Regions from separate parts of the Homo sapiens genome. Here region 1 is linked to region 2. Evidence: chromatin loops called from intact Hi-C (ENCODE). Cell type or tissue: heart right ventricle. All regions are shown on one strand. Each heading gives the region's core, and the rest is flanking DNA. Links, peaks and the distances in the headings are about the cores only. Region 1 has its middle 57 kb from the start of UPP2. Region 2 overlaps CCDC148 (coiled-coil domain containing 148).

The links. A loop is a pair of places that touch in the nucleus more often than their neighbours do. Peaks named below come from ENCODE experiments on the same cell type or tissue, not always from the same donor. Only the 100,000 strongest peaks of a DNase experiment are listed, where the experiment ranks them.
Region 1: it touches region 2 in a loop (2.4-fold over the local background); 21 of 110 quality-filtered maps call a loop at or near these places.

The regions. Positions count from the first base shown.
Region 1 is chr2:158,043,770-158,046,686 of GRCh38, forward strand. It overlaps a transcript of UPP2 not described here. Among named protein-coding and RNA genes, the nearest start is that of UPP2, 57 kb to the right of the region's middle. In heart right ventricle, for the core only: no CTCF peak of the experiment used is centred there; no DNase peak of the experiment used is centred there; H3K27ac peaks cover 1,205 bases.
Region 2 is chr2:158,178,330-158,181,246 of GRCh38, forward strand. It overlaps CCDC148 (coiled-coil domain containing 148), which reads right to left. Exons shown (of 14, transcript NM_138803.4): 12 at 550-667. All of the region lies in intron 3 of CCDC148-AS1 (CCDC148 antisense RNA 1), which reads left to right. Among named protein-coding and RNA genes, the nearest start is that of CCDC148-AS1, 13 kb to the left of the region's middle. In heart right ventricle, for the core only: a CTCF peak has its summit at 1,517; no DNase peak of the experiment used is centred there.

The DNA of each region.
Region 1 (2,917 bases), core at 268-2,767, 130 kb before region 2:
TGAAATTGGAAGCAGTGATTCTCTGGGGGCGGTTTGCCAGCATTAACGACAAGTTTAGTCTCTGGAATCTGATATCATGGTGTGAATTTTAGTTCCATCCACTTATCATCACCTGTATGACTTTAGGAAAGTTACTTAGTCACCAGGAGGCTCCATTTCCTCATTTCCAGTATGTACATCATTGTGCCCACCTCACAGGGGTGGAGTGCAGATCAAATGAGCTATCCTGGGAAGGCACTTGGCCCATAAAAGGTGCTCAACAAAAATTAGCTTTAGATACCTATTATCCAAAGATGAGATATAATTAAGCTCTAAAGTAGCATGGCCTAGAGTAACTAACAGCTCAGAGTAAAGAAAATAAGTTGGATTGGAGGAAGCTTGGAAAAATGGGTTAGATTTAGACTAGCGGTAGATGGGGGCAAAAATCATTGAGGAACTGCAGAAAATGAGAGAGCAAGCACAGACAGGGTGTTCCCCTTTACAGGCCAGTTTTGATGTAGGCCTGCCTAGAGTACAGGCAAGTTGACCATAGTGGGAAATTGGATTATTTTAAATGGGCAGAACCCGAGAACTGCACTGAGGCAAATCCAACTTACAATGACTGGGAGGAGGGTGAAGAGCAATGTGTAAGTCTCGGGGCAGGAGAGGATGTAGTGACAGTGGAGTTTCAGGGAGCCTAAAGGGGCAAGGATGGCAGGATAACCGCAAAGAGAGTCAGGTCAGCCAGCTAGGGTGACATGGTGGTGACCTGGGAGTGTGGCAGCCGGAATCTGAGACTATTACGACATTTACAGGGAACAGGAAATGAGATTTAGTGACACTCGTGTGCACAATGTATACACATTGTGGAATATAAAAGTCTTAAATTAATGCTTATGTTCGATCAGGTATTTTGGTTTTAAGGAACAGAAATGCACTTAAGTTAAATCAAGTAATTAGAGATTTGTACACAAGCGTGGGAACACAGGAAAAGCCAAATAAACTAACAAAAGGAGGCTCCAGAGAGACGGTAACCAGAGAGTCCTCTGTAACCTAAACGGCTCTAGTAAGATGTTTGCTGTTTCATTTTAGTCCCTACCAATCACAGCCTTAACTCCGCTCCATGTGTCTGAACAGCAGTCCTCTCACTTCTGACAAATTCCCTACCCTTTATAAATATATTTTCCATTCTTGATAGGTAATGAATGAATACTTTGCAAATATTAAATGAATGTTAAATGAATGTATTTTCTTTCCCCCTCAAATCCTATTCTTTGCAATTTTCCACCTTTCCACCTTTTTCCTGAATGTATTTTCTTTTCCCTTCCAAATCATATTCTTTGTAGGTTAAGCCATGAAACCCCCTTGTCCCTTGAGAAAATAATGGGCTTGAAAACCAGGCTTAGATGACAGGAGGAATTTTCAAAATCCCTTTTAGAATTTCAGGAACTAACTTGGATGAATCAGACCATAGAATTCCTCCTGAGGTATAGAGATGATACCCTTTCTATCTAATATGGCTTAGTCACAAGGCTTAACTAGTGATGGTGAAAGGATGGTAAGATGCAGGCGAAGACAAGGAAAACCCCACCCTTTCTAGCCTGAAGCACGGTGGGAAAAAGGAGAGAGGCAGAGATGGAAAGACTAACTTCCTCTTATCTCCCAACACCATCTCAAGGCCAAACTTCAAGGGCAGTGGGCAGCTTTAGGAACATCCAGGTAATTTGGGGTACTGAAGTGGCATGAGCATTTCGCTCCATACCATGCCTGGGACTCTAGGAGGCAGTCACTTCCCATGTTGCCCTCTGCACCTCTGGGACGACTTCATCAAGTTGTCCACCTGGAGGTGCCATGTGGTGAGATAAACTTCCTGATGTTTTACTTTTTGGGTTGGCTTTTGGTGCTCCAGTGATGTAGATTCAATGTAGAGGAAACAGAGTTTGGGGAGTTCTATTTCTCAGTAAGCGTGTTTTGATGCTGTGACAGACAAATGGGAGGCACAACCCTTTAGGAAGGGTTATTAGCATCAGTAAAGTGCGGTGAGGCCACATGAGCCAGGGAAGGCCATCAGCCACCACCCAAGCTACGAGAGGCTAGATCGCAAGTGGTACCAGCCGCCAATTGTAGCTGCAAGTACCAGTGGGGCCAGCCATGAGCAGCTGTTCAAGGTCATGGCTGTGGAGACTAGAGGAGACAAAGAATATTAAATGGCATTTGGGCCTCTTTCCCCTCAAAGCCCACAAGATCATATAAGCTCCAATCTGCCCTATAGCCCCAGACATCACATTGACAGAGAAGGAAAAGAAATAAGATTCTAAAAAATTGAGTAATGCCTAAGAATGTCAAAATTATTGCTTCAAACTAAGAACTAGACTAAAGCATGTTATTTTGGTTTGTTCCTTTTGTTATCCAGTGGGTAGGGCTCATTAACAAGATTAAGGCTGTTCTAAATCAAATAAAGAAGCTATATTTTGTCTGCATAGTGGAATTGTAGTTTAAATAAATGTATAACCTCATCGCCAGAGTGTATGTTTGCTCATAGTTTCCACTCCCCCTCACTTGAATATGATCCATCATGACATCCCAGCCAACTTCTCAATTGCTCTTTAAATCATAACCTACAACTTCACTTTTTACTCTTAAGCATCTGGCTTGCTCATTATTTATTATTTCAAGGACTCCCCCAGCCAGAGAATCTGCTTGCCCCAAGTTGTTTTTCTGTGCCAGGTTGTATGGATTGAGATTTGAATTTTGGGTTAGGAAATAGGGAGACGGAGCTACACACAAAAGAACTTCCAAGGAAGCATCTAAAGGTAGATAAATTAATAGTCAATTCTTCACTAGTTTGCCTATGGTTAACGTTATGACCAAAGGAGAACTGGGAAAAATGCCTTGTCAAGATATTGAAAATGTTCTGTCTTGACAACACGTTGCTTCC
Region 2 (2,917 bases), core at 186-2,685:
CCTAAGTTCTTAAATTCTCACCCTTGCCATCTACCATCCATTTTCATCTACTTTTGCTTACTTTCACTAGGCAAAGTGATAGGAGGCTTTTATTTCTCCACAAAATAGGTATTTTCTAAAAAACTGTTTTTAACACATTTGTTGACTGTGGGATGTTTCCAAAGGGAGGCTCCTATGCCAAAGAAGATTATCTTGCTCGAACTCCACCAGGTTTTTTGAGGACAGTAAAATTCGTAGACTAGATGTAGAGCCTCACTGTTGTAAATGGATACTATCCAGCTAATAAACTCTAGGTGATATAGATATAGTTAAATCTTGGGAGAGCTTTTTAAAAGGTGATGATAAAGTTCTTTCAATACACTGAGAAACTGGAAATGGTTCAATATAATCTAATTGCTCCCAGGAATGAACAGCAGTATCCCCATTTGGAAAAGTTAAATTTTATATAGCAGATGTCATGAACTAAGCCCCAGTAAGAATGCTATTAAGAGCACTTAGAAACATTTTTTTTAAAAAAACCACCCATGAAAATTTCCAAATGAAAAACACCTGTTTCCTAAGGGCTTCTAGCCGCCGTGCTCTCTCTTTGTCTTCATGAGCTTCTTGAAGGGCCACTTCCTTTTTCTCCATCAAACGCCTTTCCAATAATTCTTGTCTATATTTAACCCTTTAAAAATAACACAGAAGGAAGTTGTGGAAGCATCATAATAATATTGGAGATTGTACAGAAAACAGCATAGGGGCAGAACACATCTCAGAGGTAACAGCACTGTCACATTTTTTTTTTTACTGATTTCTCAAGTCCAAATCAATAAAAGACACTCATATAAAATGCAATTTTTTTTTTTTTTTTTTTTTTTGAGACACAGTCTTGGCTTGAGTGCAGAGGCACGATCTTGGCTCACTGCAACCTCTGCCTCCTGGGTCCAAGCAATTCTCCTGTCTCAGCCTCCCGAGTAGCTGGGATTACAGGTACCCGCCACCATGCCCAGCTAATTTTTGTATTTTTAGTAGAGACGGAGTTTCACCATGTTGGCCAGGATGGTCTCAATCTCCTGACCTCGTGATCCGCCTGCCTTGGCCACCCAAAGTGCTGAGATTACAGGAATTCATAGTAATTCTAATAACAACCAGAGAAATACAGGAAAGCGTGGGAGTAAAATTCAGTTCATCTCATTCCTCATTGAAATCACTTTATTAACTCTCAGAGTACCCACTGGCTGCCATGGCTCTGGCTAACCTGCCCTGAGAGGTGACTGGCTCACTTTCAAGTGAGCTATTATAGTGGTCTCCCAATGAGAAGCTTTAGCACACCTTGGGTTGTTAGAAAGTTTACATTACTGATTAAATATACAAATTTTTAGAAGGAAAAGTAAAATAAGCTACTATAATAATATGTCTAAATTATTTTACTTACTAGAACTTAAACTTTACATATATTGTCATCTACATTCTCACTTTCTGAGTAGGTGCGTATGTGTGTTAAGCAACTTTTAAAATTGCACTTTGACATCTGTAGATGGCAGCAAAAACATGACTTTCCCTTAGCATTCTATTTCCAACCCCCTTAAAATCATCGGCTATTAAAATATGGCCCACTTAAATACCAGCTTAAAGCCCTGAGCTCCTTGGCCCTCCTCTGCTGCCTTTTTTGGGCAGCCTCCCTTGCCATCTCCTTGCCCAAGCTATACTTCTACTGAATTATAGAGATGGAATTCATCCTTTCAAAAGAGTAGGCACCTGGGTTCTCAGGGGAGTATTAGCTCTCCACCTCTGCCTTTCATCATTGAAAGATTTAGCTTTCTCTGTGGCATCAGTCACAAATGTCCTTTACCCTTAGTGTGCACACCTGCATTTTCCAAGGTGGAGACACCTTCACTAGACCTTTTACATTCTGGATTCTGGTATTTACTGCGTGTTCACCCTGCATCAGGTCTTGTGCTAAGTGCTTTATATGTTTTAGGTCATTTAGACCTCACAACAATCACATGCTGGGTTGCCATTTTTTAATTCCATTTTATGGATATAAAGAAATAGAAGCATAGACATGTGATCTTAAGAGACGTACAAATAAGAGCCACTGAGAATTTGGAGAAAGGTGAGATGACCAATCACTGCACTGTGGGAGGGGCTGGCTAAACTTAGCAAGAGCTTCACGGAGGAGGCAGTATCTGAGCAGGGTCTTGAGGATTAGGATTCCAGGCAGAGACAGCAAGTGCAGGGCTGGCATCTGAGAGTGGCCCTCACTTGCCTTGACCTAGTCATGGAGGCCACGAGAGGGGAAGAGCTCAGGGTGGCAAGAACAGAACAAGTGAATGATGAGTGACAGAGAAGCCCAGGCAAGTACTGGTGGCTGAGGCTGCAGCCACAGGGTTCCCTTAGGAAGACATGCTCCTGGGGAGGAATACCCCAGAAACAGGTTGCTCATGAGTCTGTCATGAAAGGAGAGACACAGGAGAGGAAAGGAGGGAAGCACACAGTGGATCCTTGTGGAATACAAAACCCAGAATGAGATTTAGAAGGAAAATCCTAACCTCCTTTGATGGCCATGAGTGTTCTTGCCAAAATCAGGAGTCAATATAGTCAAGACACATAGATTAAAGAGCCCACAAACCAGAATGCTCCCTTTCTCTCACGCCTCCATGTCATGGAAAGCTCTATTTCTCATTCTCTCCACTTTCACTAAGGCATGACATGACACAACCTCCCTAATGAGGTTCTACTCAATTTAAGCACTGAGTACAAGCTAAGTGAACTACTGTGAAGGTTCAATTAAAAAATACCCTGGGATTTGACAATTACCATATGCTAATTCTCAGAACCTTTGGAAAGTTTCTCTTCCTTTGGGATATATAGGTTGCTTTGTCTGCAACAAAGTTTTTGTCTGTTTTGTGGAAAAGTAATAGTTGTTACAGTC